2 separate regions of the Homo sapiens genome follow, and region 2 is linked to region 1. The links are chromatin contacts, found by POLR2A ChIA-PET in ENCODE. All regions are on one chromosome and are shown on one strand. The core of a region is the stretch at or near the end of the contact, and the rest is flanking DNA. Distances in the headings are between cores, read along the strand shown. Region 1 overlaps TIAM1 (TIAM Rac1 associated GEF 1). Region 2 overlaps TIAM1 (TIAM Rac1 associated GEF 1).

Evidence for each region. ChIA-PET counts read pairs that join two places held with the same protein, here RNA polymerase II (POLR2A).
Region 2: POLR2A ChIA-PET joins it to region 1 with 13 read pairs in activated naive CD4-positive, alpha-beta T cell. The contact joins two enhancer-like sites. POLR2A ChIA-PET finds 5 or more read pairs at or near these places in 3 of 52 experiments (H1, HCT116 and activated naive CD4-positive, alpha-beta T cell).

What each region holds. Positions count from the first base shown.
Region 1 is chr21:31,174,288-31,181,384 of GRCh38, reverse strand. All of the region lies in intron 15 of TIAM1 (TIAM Rac1 associated GEF 1), which reads left to right. Among named protein-coding and RNA genes, the nearest start is that of KRTAP19-8, 140 kb to the right of the region's middle. RefSeq lists a silencer at 5,059-5,353. Within about 2 kb of position 5,269, at least 3 of the 41 ENCODE cell types and tissues checked have a DNase peak (open chromatin) inside an H3K27ac peak, as active enhancers do.
Region 2 is chr21:31,215,892-31,222,851 of GRCh38, reverse strand. TIAM1 (TIAM Rac1 associated GEF 1) reads left to right here. Exons shown (of 28, transcript NM_001353694.2): 9 at 5,153-5,299. Among named protein-coding and RNA genes, the nearest start is that of TIAM1, 120 kb to the left of the region's middle. Within about 2 kb of position 3,536, at least 7 of the 41 ENCODE cell types and tissues checked have a DNase peak (open chromatin) inside an H3K27ac peak, as active enhancers do.

The DNA of each region.
Region 1 (7,097 bases), core at 4,020-6,519:
CCACAACCCTGCAAATTTGACTTCCATATGGGCCCTCATTAGATCATGCGATTCTTACTTGCTTGTGTCTCTCTTTTCGCCTAAATGTGTTTCCTGAGACTGGGTTTATATTCCTCATTTTTGTCTTCCCGGCTCTTTACATGTGGTTTGCTACATGGGTGGCCCTTTCTTGTTCAGCAAGAGAGTGAGTGAGTGATGGAACAGATGAACAGCATAGATTACTATCATTTATTTCTCCATGACCGGGTTCTCGGGTTTGGGTTGATTTAGTAAGTTGGGGTTTTGTCATTATTTTCTCTTTTCAAAGCTTGGGATACAAAAGGAGCGTTCTGTTCAAAATCTGAAATGGAAGGCTCTTGGGTAGTTGGATATTCTTGCCCTGCTATTGTTGTTTTTCAAATCATTTTCTGAAGCTTGGCTTGCTAAGGAAGTTGGACCCCTCATTCTTTTGTCCATTGGCTCCTTGGAAGATTTTGACAAGTTGAAGCTTCAGAAAATTGATTGCTCTCAGTTACAGTTGACTTCCTTGACTCATTATGTTATTGTGGTCCCCACATCCCAATCAAATTTTTGAAAAGTGGCTCCAGTGAGTTGTGTACCCTTAGTAAAGGAGAATGAAGACTATAAAGGCTGTTATTTCATGTGACCACAAGATGGCAGGATCGATCCCATAAAACGGTTCACAGATAGAGTTGTTTCTGGAATATGACTTTGAATGAGACATATTATGTTAGATTAGATTATTTAAAGGATTTTATAAGCTTGCACATATGTGCTATAAGCAACAGTGTGTACTCAACTTTCTTTGGATTTTTTTCTTCTGTCTGAGCCCTTCTTCTGGGTTACAGATATAAAAAAAAAAAGAGGTGGGTAAACTATAATCCATAGGCTAAAAGCAGCCCACCACCTGTTTTTGTAAATAAAGTTTTATTGGAACACAGTCATGCCATTCATTTACACCTTGTCTCTGGCTGTTTTCCTTCTGTAATGGCAGAGTTGAGTCGTTGTGACAAGGACTTAGGGTCTACAAAGCCAAAAGTGTTTACTCTATGGCCCTTTACACATCAAATTCGCTGTCCCTGATGTAAAGTATGACTGAGATTGCTCACAATTTGTTTTTTTAAGGATAGACACGGTTAATGTTTTCGTCTATTTCTTTCTTCTTTTTTAAAAAAAGTCTACCGGGCGCAGTGGCTCACACCTGTAATCCCAGCACTTTGGGAGGCCAAGGCAGGCGGATCACCTGAGGTCAGGAATTTGAGACCAGCCTGGCCAACATGGTGAAACACCACCTCTGTTAAAAATACAAAAATTAGCCATCCGTGGTGGCAGGCGCCTGTAATCCCAGCTACTCGGGAGGCTGAGGCAAAAGAATCGCTTGAACCCGGGAGGCAGAGGTTGCAGTGAGCTGAGATTGCACCACTGCACTTCAGCCTGGGCGACAGAGCAAGATTCCGTCTCAAAAAAAAAAAAAAAAAAAAATCTGTGTATGTATATGTACGTGTACGTGTGTTTGCTTAAAAATCTATTAAAATACATTTAATAGAGTTTAAAATGCATTGAATAAATCTTGAAATGCATTTAAAAGATTTTTAAAATGCATTTTATATATATCTATTTTAGAAATATCTGAGTATTTCTGTGTATACAGTTGCTGTCTGGTCTTTTGTGTGGTGGAGTTTTAAACTAAACAACTGGACTTTACAACTGACCACGTTACCTCCTTCAGACCGCTCACCTTTGGAGGCTGTGCGCTAAATCCATGGACCCTGCCATTATTTTAAAACACATTAAAACTGCAATTTTGGGATCATCTTTGGAAGGTTTTTTTTTTTTTTCAATTAAGCGGCCATAACTCGGAGCTGATATTTTTTAAGTATTTACTATGTGCCAGGCATGGAGCTGAAAGTTTGATAATAACTATGACTCAAATTTTGTCCTCCAGTTTATGTTTTAATGTAGTTTTTCATTTTTTCATTGCTTTATCTTTTTTTTTTGAAACGAAGTTGCGGTCTTGTTGCCCAGGCTGGAGTGCAATGGCGCCATCTTGGCTCACTGCAACCTCCGCCTCCTGGGTCCAAGCGATTCTCCTGCCTCAGCCTCTTGAGTAGCTGGGATTATAGGCACCTGCCACCTCGCCTGGCTAATTTTTGTGTTTTTAGTAGAGATGGGGTTTCACCATGTTGGTTAGGCTGGTCTCGAACTCCCGAAATCGGGTGATCTGCCCGCCTCGGCCTCCCAAAGAGCTGGGATTACAGGAATGAGCCACTGTGTGCGGCCACATTGCTTTATTTCTTAAAATTTTGTAGTTTTACAATCATCAAAAATCCTTCAGGCTGGGTGTGGTGGCTCACGCCTGTAATCCCAGCACTTTGGGAGGCCAGGGTGGGCGGATCACCTGAGGTCGGGAGTTCGAGACCAGCCTGACCAACATGGAGAAACCCCGTCTCTACTAAAAATACAAAATTAGCCAGGCATGGTGGCACATGCCTGTAATCCCAGCTACTAGGGAGGCTGAGGCGGCAGAATCGCTTGAACCCAGGAGGCAGAGGTTGCGGTGAGCCAAGATTGTGCCATTGCACTCCAGTCTGGGCAACAAGAGCGAAACTCCATCAAAAAAGAAAAATCCTCCAGAACAGAGTCTGCTTTGTCAAGTTAGGTAATCAGACTGACTCAGGAATAAAGCATGGAAGTAAAGCCACTGTATTGTTTTGTTGTTTTTGTTTTTGGTAAAGTTTCTAAACTGGCTTCAAAATTAGTAAATTTCAGAAGAATTCCTGGCCGGGCTCAGTGGCTCGCGCCTGTAATCCCAGCACTTCGGGAGGCCGAGGCAGGCAGATCACGAGGTCAGGAGATCGAGACCATCCTGGCTAACACAGTGAAACCCCGTCTCTACTAAAAATACAAAAAATTAGCTGGGCAAGGTGGCGGGTGCCTGTAGTCCCAGCTACTCGGCAGACTGAGGCAGGAGAATGGCGTGAACCCCGGGGGCAGAGCCTGCAGTGAGCCGAGATCACACCACTGCACTCCAGCCTGGGCGATAGCGAGACTCCGTCTCAAAAAAAAAAAAAAAAAAAAAAAGAATTCCTGAATACTTGGTCAAGTAGCAGCCCAATTGGACCTGCTGGTGGAGAGAAGGCATTTCACTTCCCCACCTGGGTCTCTGCCTATCTGCCTTCTGATTGCTTCTGCTTCCTAGTCCCCACTTAACAGTGGAAGATAAAAGTGGAGGCAAATAAACAGGATAAAATAACTGAAAGATTGCTCTGTGATGGGGCAGAGATAAAGCAGTATCAGCAGACCACTGCAGTTAAAATAGAAAACAACCGAGAAAATTTTGTACAACGGGCAGGATGGACTACAGCCTTAGTCTAAATTTAGAAGTAACAAAAATAGGAAACATCCTGAGTGGCAGGTTTGAGGTTTGATGGGAGTAAGTTAAGGTGGATGATTGGTGTCCTCGACAGAGAGCCTTGCTGGGTCTCAGGGACCTTGGGGTCCACGTGAGTGCTGGCTGCTACCTGGCTGCTGGAGGCTTGTCCTGCAGAGCTCCACAGTCTCACAAACTCAAGTGGTCAGACTTGGCCAGGTCCTCCCTTAAGGACCCTGAGTGAGTATGGGATTAGCTTTCAAAGTTGGATTATTTCTGAACTGCTTTCTCATAGAGAGGTTTGTTTCTTCTATGTAGAAGCATCACAGCCTAGTGGCGAAGATTAGGGCCTGGAACCAAGTTATTTGGAACTTAGTCCATTTCTTTGGAACTCAGTCATTGGTGGGGGGGACAGAGTCTCACTCTGTCACCCAGCCTGGAGTGCAGTGGCAGGATCTTGGCTCACTGCAACCTCTGCCTCCCAGGTTCAAGTGATTCTCCTGCCTCAGCCTCCCAAATAGCCGGGATTACAGGCATCCGCCACCACGCCCGGCTAAATTTTGTATTTTTAGTAGAGACAGGGTTTCACCATGTTGGCCAGGCTGGTCTCGAACTCCTGGCCTCAGGTGATCCACCTGCCTCACCCTCCGAAAGTGCAGGGATTATAGGCATGAGCCACCATGCCTGGCCAGAAATCAGTCCATTTCTATGTTCATCAGCTTCATGACCTTGACCTGGTCATGCTTAATCCCTCTGTGCCTCAGTGTCCTCACCTGCAAAATGGGGATAATGCCACACTGTCATCTCATTGGGCTGTTGTGAGGACCAAATGAGGCATAAAAGTAAAGCATTTAGAATATTACCCAGTAAGCGCTCAATAAATGTTTTGTACCTGAAGCCATTCTCTTATGGGGGACATGAGGATTCCCTGGCCTATGACCAGAGATTGCTCTTTTTCAGTATTCTCCCTGCCTTCTACGCCACCTCAGTCTGCAACAGGTGAATTACCTGATAACTAAGTTTGTGAATTACAGCTTGTTCATATTTTCCTTTCTCGAGTAGAAAGAACTGAATGCTGTAGTCTAGAATGCTGAGGTTCCTGGGCCCTTTTTCAGAGCTCATGAGTCACCTAGTGTGGGATGGGGTCTGGGTCTGCATTTGTTCCGGTGGTTGCTTCTAATGTCCAGCCCTGGTTGGGAGCCACTGCCTTAGGTCACCAACTCTTCCTGGTTACTGCTCCCTGTCCTTTTTCTTGTCTTGGTGGAATCATAAGATAATTGGAATTTTACGGTGACATGCAAACCTTCTATAGTTTCTTGATCACATTTTGTGATCTGCTTCATTGAGATTTTTTTGTAATGAAAATTTGTTAGGTGGTCCTGTAGTACATTCTCCATTCTCCCGTTCCTTGGTTTACGAGGGAAGCCTGCTGAATGGGTTGCCACGTTGGCTTAGAAAGCCAGGATCTGCATAAGGAGAGTCTATGCTGAGTGTTCTCTGTAAGACTCAGTTTCCTATCCTTGGCTGTTTGCCATCCCTGAGTTCTGGTTGCAGTCTTACTGGAGCTACTTTCATCTGTTTTGGTTTTTTTTTTAAGCATTTGTTTTCATACATATTGGTAGGAAAAAAAGGGAAGGATGTCTAGGACAAAAAGATAGTTCCTTCAGTGGCTGTTTTTATAAAAAGATCTTAGCAGTGAAGGGGAAGCTAGAATAGGAAGTTGCAGAACTGTATTTGTATGAGGTTTCAAAAAAGTCTCTCTTGTGTTCTTGTGTGATTTATTTTGAATACTGATCTTATCTAGCAATATTAACAATCTGGGCTAGGTAATGCTTTGCTGTGGGGAGCTGTCCTGTGTGTTGATGTTTAGCAGTACCCCTGCAAGCCACTACGAGACAATAGTACGCCACCTCCCCAAGTTGTGCCCATCAAACATATCTTCAGACATTGCCAAAAGGCCACTGGGCAGCCAAATCTTACCCAGTTGAGAACTACTGGCCTAATTTATTAAAAGGTATAGCTCTATCACCCTTTTAGGGAAATGTTGCAGGGAACATCAATATAGGAAAGCAAAGCAAATCTAGATGTAAAACAGTTCTTAAAAAAAAGTTTTATAGGCCGGGCGCAGTGGCTCACACCTGTCATCCCAGCACTTTGGGAGGCCGAGGCAGGTGGATCACCTAAGGTCAGGAGTTCCAGACCAGCCTGACCGACATGGTGGAACCCCGTCTCTACTAAACATACAAAAATTAGCTGGGCGTGGTGGCGGGCGCCTGTAATCCCAGCTGCTTGGGAGGCTGAGGCAGGAGACTCTCTTGAACCTGGGAGGCAGAGGTTGCTGTGAGCCAAGATCGTACCATTGCATTCCAGCCTGGGCGACAGAGGGAGACTCCGTCTCAAAAAAAAAAGTTTTATAAAGCATTTATTGAGAGAATTCCAACACAAATCCCCATTTATGGCCTTGTTTTTCCTTTTTACATCAAGAAGAAAGCCAAGAAAAAATAAATGGAATTATGTAACAGTAATTATGCAAAACCTCAGCTTTTATGCAAATTATAAGAATCATAGTTGAAGTGACACCATTAGTGTCTTTCCGAAGTTTCAAACGCCTGTTTCTCTCTCTCTTTGGGTTCACGTTCACTTTATTTTTGTGGTTTATACAGCTGTGCTGTGATTGTCCCTAGAATTCCACTTGACCAGTTGGGGCGAAGCAGGTGCCTTGGTTTACCTCAGTGAGTAGCCCACAGGATTACAATAAAAGTGCCAGAGGCCAAGCGTTCGTTGTGGCTCACACGTGTAATCCCACCACTTTGGGAGGCTGAGGCGGGAGGATTACTTGAGCTCAGGAGTTTGAGACCAGCTTGGGCAACATAGTGAGACCTTGTCTCTACTAAAAATTTAAAAATTAGCCAGGCGTGGTGGTGTGCACCGGTAGTCCCAGCTACTCAGGCAGCTGAAGCAGGAGGATCACTTGAGCACAGAAGGTTGAGGCTGCAGAGATCCTTGATCATACCACTACACACAGCCTGTGAGACAAGCAAGACCCTATCTCTAAAAAAGAAAGTAACAGGCTGGGCACGATGGCTCACGCCTGTAATCCCAGCACGTTGGGAGGCTGAGGGTGGATCACCAGAAGTCAGGAGTTCAAGACCAGCCTGGCCAACACAGTGAAACCCTGTCTCTACTAAAAGTACACAAAATTAGCTGGGAGTGGTGGCAGGTGCCTGTAATCCCAGCTACTCAGGAGGCTGAGGCAGGAGAATTGCTTGAACCCGGGAGGTGGAGGTTGCAGTGAGCCGGGATCGCACCACTGCGCTCTAGCCTGGACAACAAGAGCGAAACTCTCTCTCAAAAAAAGAAAAAGAGAAAAAAGGTAACAATTTTAAAAATAATAAAAGTTCCAGCGTTCCAAGAGCTGCTTCTTGTTCAAAAAATGGTTATTCCTGCTGTGGTGTTGGAGAAAGCCAAGTGCGTGTGGCTAACAGCAGGCCTATGGCATGTTAAAGGCAATTAGGGCCAGCGCTGGAGTTGCAGAGTCAGATCCTTTGATAAACCTCAGGCGTGTCTGTCTGATGCCAAGTGGAAGCTTGTGCTCTGCAGTCCAGACCAGTGTCCCTCCTGCAGGAAGTAGATTAAGCAGCGTTTGTTGAACAGGAAAGGCCTCTGTGATAGCCGTGAAAGTCGAAGGCACCTTGCTTCAGAGAGAGGAATTGCCAAGTGCTGAGCA
Region 2 (6,960 bases), core at 2,287-4,786, 43 kb before region 1:
CAGCTACTCAGGAGGCTGAAGCCTGAGAATCGCTTGAACCTAGGAGGAGGTTGTCACAGTGAACCAAGGTCGCACCACTGCACTCCAGCCTGGGTGACAAAGTGAGACTCTGTCTCAAAAAAAAAAAAAAAAAAAAAAAAAAAATATATATATATATATATATATATATATATATGTATGTGTACATGTATGTATATATACACACACATACATACACACATACACCATATATGGAACACAGATCTCTTTGGAGCTCTCCATTTCACTTTATTTTTACCATTGTTTTGATGACCACGAATACCCGATGCATTAGAGCAAGGCGAAGAACTCTGTGATTCGCCAGCTGAACATATATGCATTGCTTGAGGAAGGGAATTTCCATCTGACCTCTAGAGCGGCAGATTGTATAGTTGTGTTGTGTGTTTATAATCTGTAATTTCATGTACTTGCTAAATTGCGAGCAGCTTTGTGTACTTTTGGCTCCTTCTCAAAAATTGCTGTATGAGTAACATGGTTTTAGTCTTTCCAAGTCGACACCCACTTAGAATGTACTGCACCTTAGCACATTTGCTAGAGAATTAAATGTTAAGTCTCAGGTTCCAGAAACTGCTTTGTAAAACCTTAGCTGTGCTGTTCTTCTCTTGCTTTGTCAGCTGTACCCTTCAATTGCATTCAGAGCTATAATTCAGTCAGAGGCGTTTGTATTCTTTATAAATAGATTAGCATCATCATTCAGATAATTAGGGGTAGATTTACATTTTTAAAGAAGTCTTAAACCAATTTCTGGAGTTATTAAAACTGGCATCCTGATTTGTTCTGCTAATTACAGCTCAGCTCTTGGTCTCCCTGGCTACCACCTCTCCATACAGCTATTAAATCCTGTTTTTTCAGTAGTGGTGGGACAAAGTGCTGTGTTGAATAAACTTACAAAACGTTTTCAGTTTTTGACTCCAGATCTATTTCTTGGAGACCTGGACACCAATTTTTAACTTAGCCAAATCTCAGTTCGCCTATTCTGCAAAACAAAAATAAACAAAAAAACTAGGATAGAAATTCTTCTTTATCTCCTTGTCAGAATATCATCCATTGAGGACGCATTTTTATGAAGGGAACTCGTGATGTCATCGAGGTACCATCTGTATTAATACCAAACCCGGAGCATCGAAGTGGCTTCCTCCTCTTACTGTACCTTGCTAGATTTTGGAGAAAATAATTTTGCTTTCTCCCTAAAACTTGTATGCTTTCATTATTTTCTTCAAAGCCACTGGGCGCAGCCTCCCTGAGAAGGTTACCGTTTTACTCTTCCATAATTCATCTTCGGACCCTCTAATTTCCTTCATCTCAATGTCTGTGATGTGTGTGTACTTTTCTTTCAGGGGGGCAGGCTATTAAAATTTGGCCAGCTGAAGATGGGGATGGGAGAGTTAGTTACTCTGAGGTGTTTTGGTCAGTGGTTTTAAAGAACATTGAAGTCCATACGTTCAACTCTCTGTTCCTTTCTTGGGTTTTTGCTCGCTTTGTCAGTGATACAAGTCTGGGTGTTTCAATATGTTCCTGCAACTTCTCTTTTCTATGAGGGGTTTCATTTCAGCCGGAACAAGTCAGGCGAGCCTGTTGGGTGTCTGTTCCTATTTGTTGCTTTAGCTCCTGTGGAAGATCCCGGGCAGGGAATTTTGCAGTCTGATTTATTAGGAACTCTTATTTTCTTTCCCTCCTCTCCTTGTCATTTGACCCCTGGGATTTTTTTTCTCCTTGGGGTTGAAACATTCTTCAATTTAGTCTTTGTCCAGAAATTTTTTTTCTTCTTTTTAGTGGGGGAGGAGGAAGGAGGAGGTGTGAGGGTAACAGGGCTGGGTAGATTGGGGAGCTACAATTGAAGTAGCATTCACTGAGAAAGCTTCCCATAATGCTGAGTGATTTGCAGTAATTAACTGAAGGGTCCTCGCTGTACTCTTTGAAAGAAGGTTATCATTGTTCTTGTTTGCACAGATGAGCAGAATGATAGAGTAATCAGGTTCAGGCCACAAAGGGAGGCATTGTCTGGGCAAAGATCATTGGGAAACTCTTGAGCTCTGGTCCAGCAGTTCTTCTGCCAGCCCTTTTTCTAAATCCCTTTGCTCATTTTGAGTCATTATTGTCTTGGGGATAGTGGTTACTTTTGCAGTTTACAAGGCCCCAAGCAATTTAGAATTACTGCTTATAAGAAACTTAAGTAAAGTGTTTGTTAAACAGACTAAACTAACTAGTCAGCTGATAACTGAGAATATTTATGGGTGTATGAATTTCTCTTTCATGCTGTCTTTGTCTGGAAATTGTAAACTGAAGAGTTTTCTTTTTTCTTTCTTTTTTTTACATTATACTTTAAGTTCTAGGGTACATGTGCACAACGTGCAGGTTTGTTACATATGTATACATGTGCCGTGTTGGTGTGATGCACCCATTGTTGTCACCGTGTTATATAGGATGTGCTTTTGCTTTGTGGTATTTATGTATTTATTTGTTCAAGCAACAAATGTATGTAAGTGCCTGGCATCCGTCAGTTTTATCCTTGTGATTAGGACTATAGTGAACAGCGCAGAGATCCTGTCCTCTTGAAGCTTATATTCTTGTGGGAGAGAAGGGTAAGAAATAAGTAAACAATTAACTAGACACAGTAAGTACAGGTATTGCTGTGTGTATGAAGAAAGCAAACAGTAATATATGTCGACGTATTTTATACGGTTGCCTCTATGTATGTGTCACTGTTAATGACTGGATTTATTTATAAAATGACTATATGACTGTGAGGCCAAATGGACATTTTTTTCCTCTAGAATTTAAAAATTTTTAACACCATTTATTCAGTGTTGACATAGTCATGTGAGCATATGCATGTCTGCATGTTATAATTTATTCCTTTTACAACCTTTGTTTACCTTTAACTGAGAAAGTGATGAAAATAGAGAAGAGAAAATTTTTACATATTTTACGGTGTGTTTGTCTTGTGATTTTGTTCCCTGTGACACCTCCGGTGTAATCTTAGATTAAGATCTTTCTCATGAAAATTCTCACCAGTGTCTTGGATACCACATTTTTCTATGCCCTGATCTGGGGTTTTTTTTTGTTTTGTTTTGTTTTTTTAACGTGCTAAGCTGAGAAAATGCAAAATGCAAGACCTCTCAGCTCCCTCATCTTCCTATTTTTGTTTGGGTCCAAAAACCTTCCCTCTAATACCCTTGTAGAGAAGCCGTTTTGATTCCTGTTTTTAATGTACGTAGGGGTCCCTGCCACCCGTGGGGCTTCTGCGGTGTTTACATTGTCAGTACTGAAGCCCCAGAGGGGCGTGCCTTCCAACCAACACGCTGACTGCTGGGGAGGCCCCTCATGTTACCAACAGTGCCTCATCCCCTGCATTGCTGCCAATTGGCATCTGTCACATTGGGAGTTGCCTGTGTGGGAATCTACAAGTAGGTTCCAAGACATTCACCTCTGGCAACAAAAGAGTGGGTGGAGAAGTTTCATTTCAAGTCTGACTCGCTGTTCCTCCTGCCACTCCCTTTTTTGAAAGGCGAGCGGGTGGGTGGCCCATGGAGACCTTCTGGCAGAAGTTCCCTTAAATTCCTGGGACTTTGCTTGCCACCTGGTAGGATAAAGTTCAAGCCTGAATGTTTTGCCTGGGAGGACTTTCTGGAGTCCTTGTGGAGATTCTACTTGAGCAATTATCCTGGTGACAGATTTACATTTAGGGTGTTCCCTTGTGAAATGCTTCTCTGGAATCGCTCCACTGGACTCCAGCCTGGGTGACAGAGCGAGACTCCGTCAAAAAAAAAAAAAAAAAAAAAAAAAAAGGAAATGCTTCTCTGGGTTGCTGGCACATTGTAATACCTCGACAGAGTTTAGCTTTTGTTCAACAAAAAAATACAAGTTTTCTTTCCCATTTACCTAAACATAGGACATGTAAGTGATGCAAGTCTGGTAAGGTGCCTTCATCTTCAGTGAGCCCAGTCCCTTTTGTCTTGTTATTCTGCCATCCTTGAAAAGGCTTAGGTAGGGACATCCTAGACCACAACACAGACCTTCCTTTTATCAGGAAAAAGAAAACAGATAGGATAGCGGAAAGAATAACAGAAAGCCCCCTCCCATTGAGCACAGTTCCTGGAAGTTGCAAATATTTTTTGCTTGTATGCCATTGACCAGGACTTAAGCCCAATCCATGCCCTACTGCAAGGAAAATAAGTCATCTTGGACTCAGTGGCTGCATGCTCACTTACATATGAGATTCCCCACCCCCCGCTTTTTTTTTTGAGAAAGAGTCTCGTTCTGTCGCCCAGGCTAGAGTGCAGTGGCGTGTTCTCAGCTCACTGCAACCTCCATCTCCTGGGTTCAAGCAATTCTCCTGTCTCAGCTTCCCAAGTAGCTAGGATTACAGGTGCCTGTCACTGTGCCCAGCTGATTTTTGTATTTTTTAGTTAAGACAGGGTTTCACCATGTTGGCCAGGCTGGTCTCGAACTCCTGACCTCAGGTGATCTGCCTGCATCTGCCTCCTAAAGTGCTGGGATTACAGGCATGAGCCACCGCACCTGGCCTACATTTGAGATTTTTCTGACTAAGATGGAATAGAGAATGGATATTGGGGGCCAATGATCACTCGTCTGATTTTAAAACGTGATTTTATATATCCTAAGAAAACAAAATAGTAGAGATTGGTAATTTTAGATTTAACCTGGAAACCCAGGAACCAAAATCTGTTGTTTTTCCACTATTGTTGCTGACGCTTTAGCACCATTTTTCAATAGAATGCAGAAACAGCTCTGTAGCATTTGGAGAGAAAGCCTGGCTCATTTCCCTTGCTGTAGTTCAAGCCTGTGACCAGAAGGACATGTCATTTTTGGAAACAGAACATATATTTTATTCCTATATTATGTATTTTTGCTGATGATTTCAAACAAGGATTGAATTTGCCAGCTTTTCATTTCCATTCTGAATCCATGAAGGGCTCTCAAAGTCCCAATATGTCTGGGTCATGGATTGAATACTTTAGGCATTGGGGTCAGGGTTGGCTGGCATGATGGAGGAGGGTTTTTTGAAGGGTGGGACTTACGGGGACCTCAAGGCACAAGTGGGTGGTCCTGATGCATCTCCCTTGTGGCTGCTTGTCCTTGCCATCCTCAGGTGGCAGCACGCACTGGTGAAACTGGAGTGAGAAGACGTACTCAGGCCATGTCCAGATCCGCGAGCAAGCGAAGGAGCAGGTTTTCTTCTCTGTGGGGTCTGGATACTACCTCCAAAAAGAAGCAGGGACGGCCAAGCATCAATCAGGTAGGTTCCAGAGCAGATGAAAAGTGAGCCCGCACAAATCACTTCTGTGGCCACCTCAATTTGGGGTGTGTGTGTTTCTTCAGTGAGGCCGAGTGTTATTTAAAATCAACTAGTTGGCACAAAGAAACTAGCTGTGCTAGACACTTTTAATAGATAATGCATACCCATAACATTGAACTCTGCTATTAGTCTATCACCAAGCTGCAGTTTCCCACCTGCATCCTTTCCAAACCCTCATTAATTACAGACCTACTCAAAGCGCACAATTCACCCTGAGTCTTCAGGAAAAAGCAGGGCTCTGCAATGAAGCCAAGTGGGTACCTGAGTGCAGTCTTTTTTTTTTTTTGGAGACAGAGTCTCGCTCTGTCACCAGGCTGGAGTGCAGTGGCACAATCTTGGCTGACTGCAACCTCCACCTCCCTGATTCAAGTGATTCTTCTGCCTCAGCCTCCCGAGTAGCTGGGACTACAGGTGCCCACCACCATGCCTGGCTAATTTTTGTGTTTTTAGTAGAGATGGGGTTTCACCATATTAGCCAGGCTGGTCTTGAACTCCTGACCCTCATGATCCACCCGCCTCAGCCTCCCCAAGTGCTGAGATTACAGGCATGAGCCACTGCACCTGGCCATGCAGAGACTTTTTAAGCTGCCTCTGGCACTGGATGAAAGGCAGCCTCCAGGGAATTCTGATTATTCTCTGCCCTTGACTTTTTGGAGCTGACATTAAATGGGCAGATCCTCTGCCTACTGGAATGAGGAGACAGGAATCCGAGAGAGCTCGCCCACTGCCACAGCCCCCTTCTGCTCAGGTCCAGGGGCTGGAACGGGATCTCGGTATGTCGTGAGGGCGCAACATAGCCTGGTGCCGTGACGGGTGTCCACTGACCATGTACAGCCACCCAATTCTTGCCCATTAAATTTGACTTCTTCACTCGCCAAGGCCAGTCTCCTGCTGGGGTTACTTCCGTGAAGCCCACTGTCTGTTGTTACTGTCTTCCTTGTCGTTCGGCTTTGAGAAATGAGTAGCTCCAGAACTGCTTGTTTAGATTTCAGGGACTAAAGGAACGTGAGCATCTGTAGTCTTTCGGAAGAAGAATGTCCAGTTTGTGGGCTGCGGTGGCTGGAAAGTCAGGCCTTCAGCATTTTGGAGGTCATGACTAAGACTGCTAGTTTGACCTATTCACCGCATGCCCTTGTGAAAAGTGAGAGGACGTCATCGACTGACTTGATAGAATGATCTCTCCTTGTTTGCTCGGACAGTTCCAGCCATTAATTTACTTAAGAAATGAATTTTAGAAAAGAGATTAGTCCTGAAAGCTGATGCCCTGAGTCCCTTAGCTGACTGTGATACTCATTGGTTTTTTGGTTTTGTTTTGTTTTGTTTGTGATGGAGTCTCGCTCTGTCACCCAGGATGGAGTGCAGTGGTGCAATCTCGGCTAACCGCACCCTCTGCCTCCCAGTTCAAGTGATTCTCCTGCCTCAGCCTCCTGAGTAACTGGGATTACAGGCACTCACCACCACGTGCAGCTAATAGCTTATTATTTTTATATTTTTAGTAGAGATGGGGTTTCACCATGTTGGCCAGGCTGGTCTCGAACTCCTGACCTCAAGTGATCTGCCCACTTCGGCCTCCCAAAGTGCTGGGATTATAGACGTGGGCC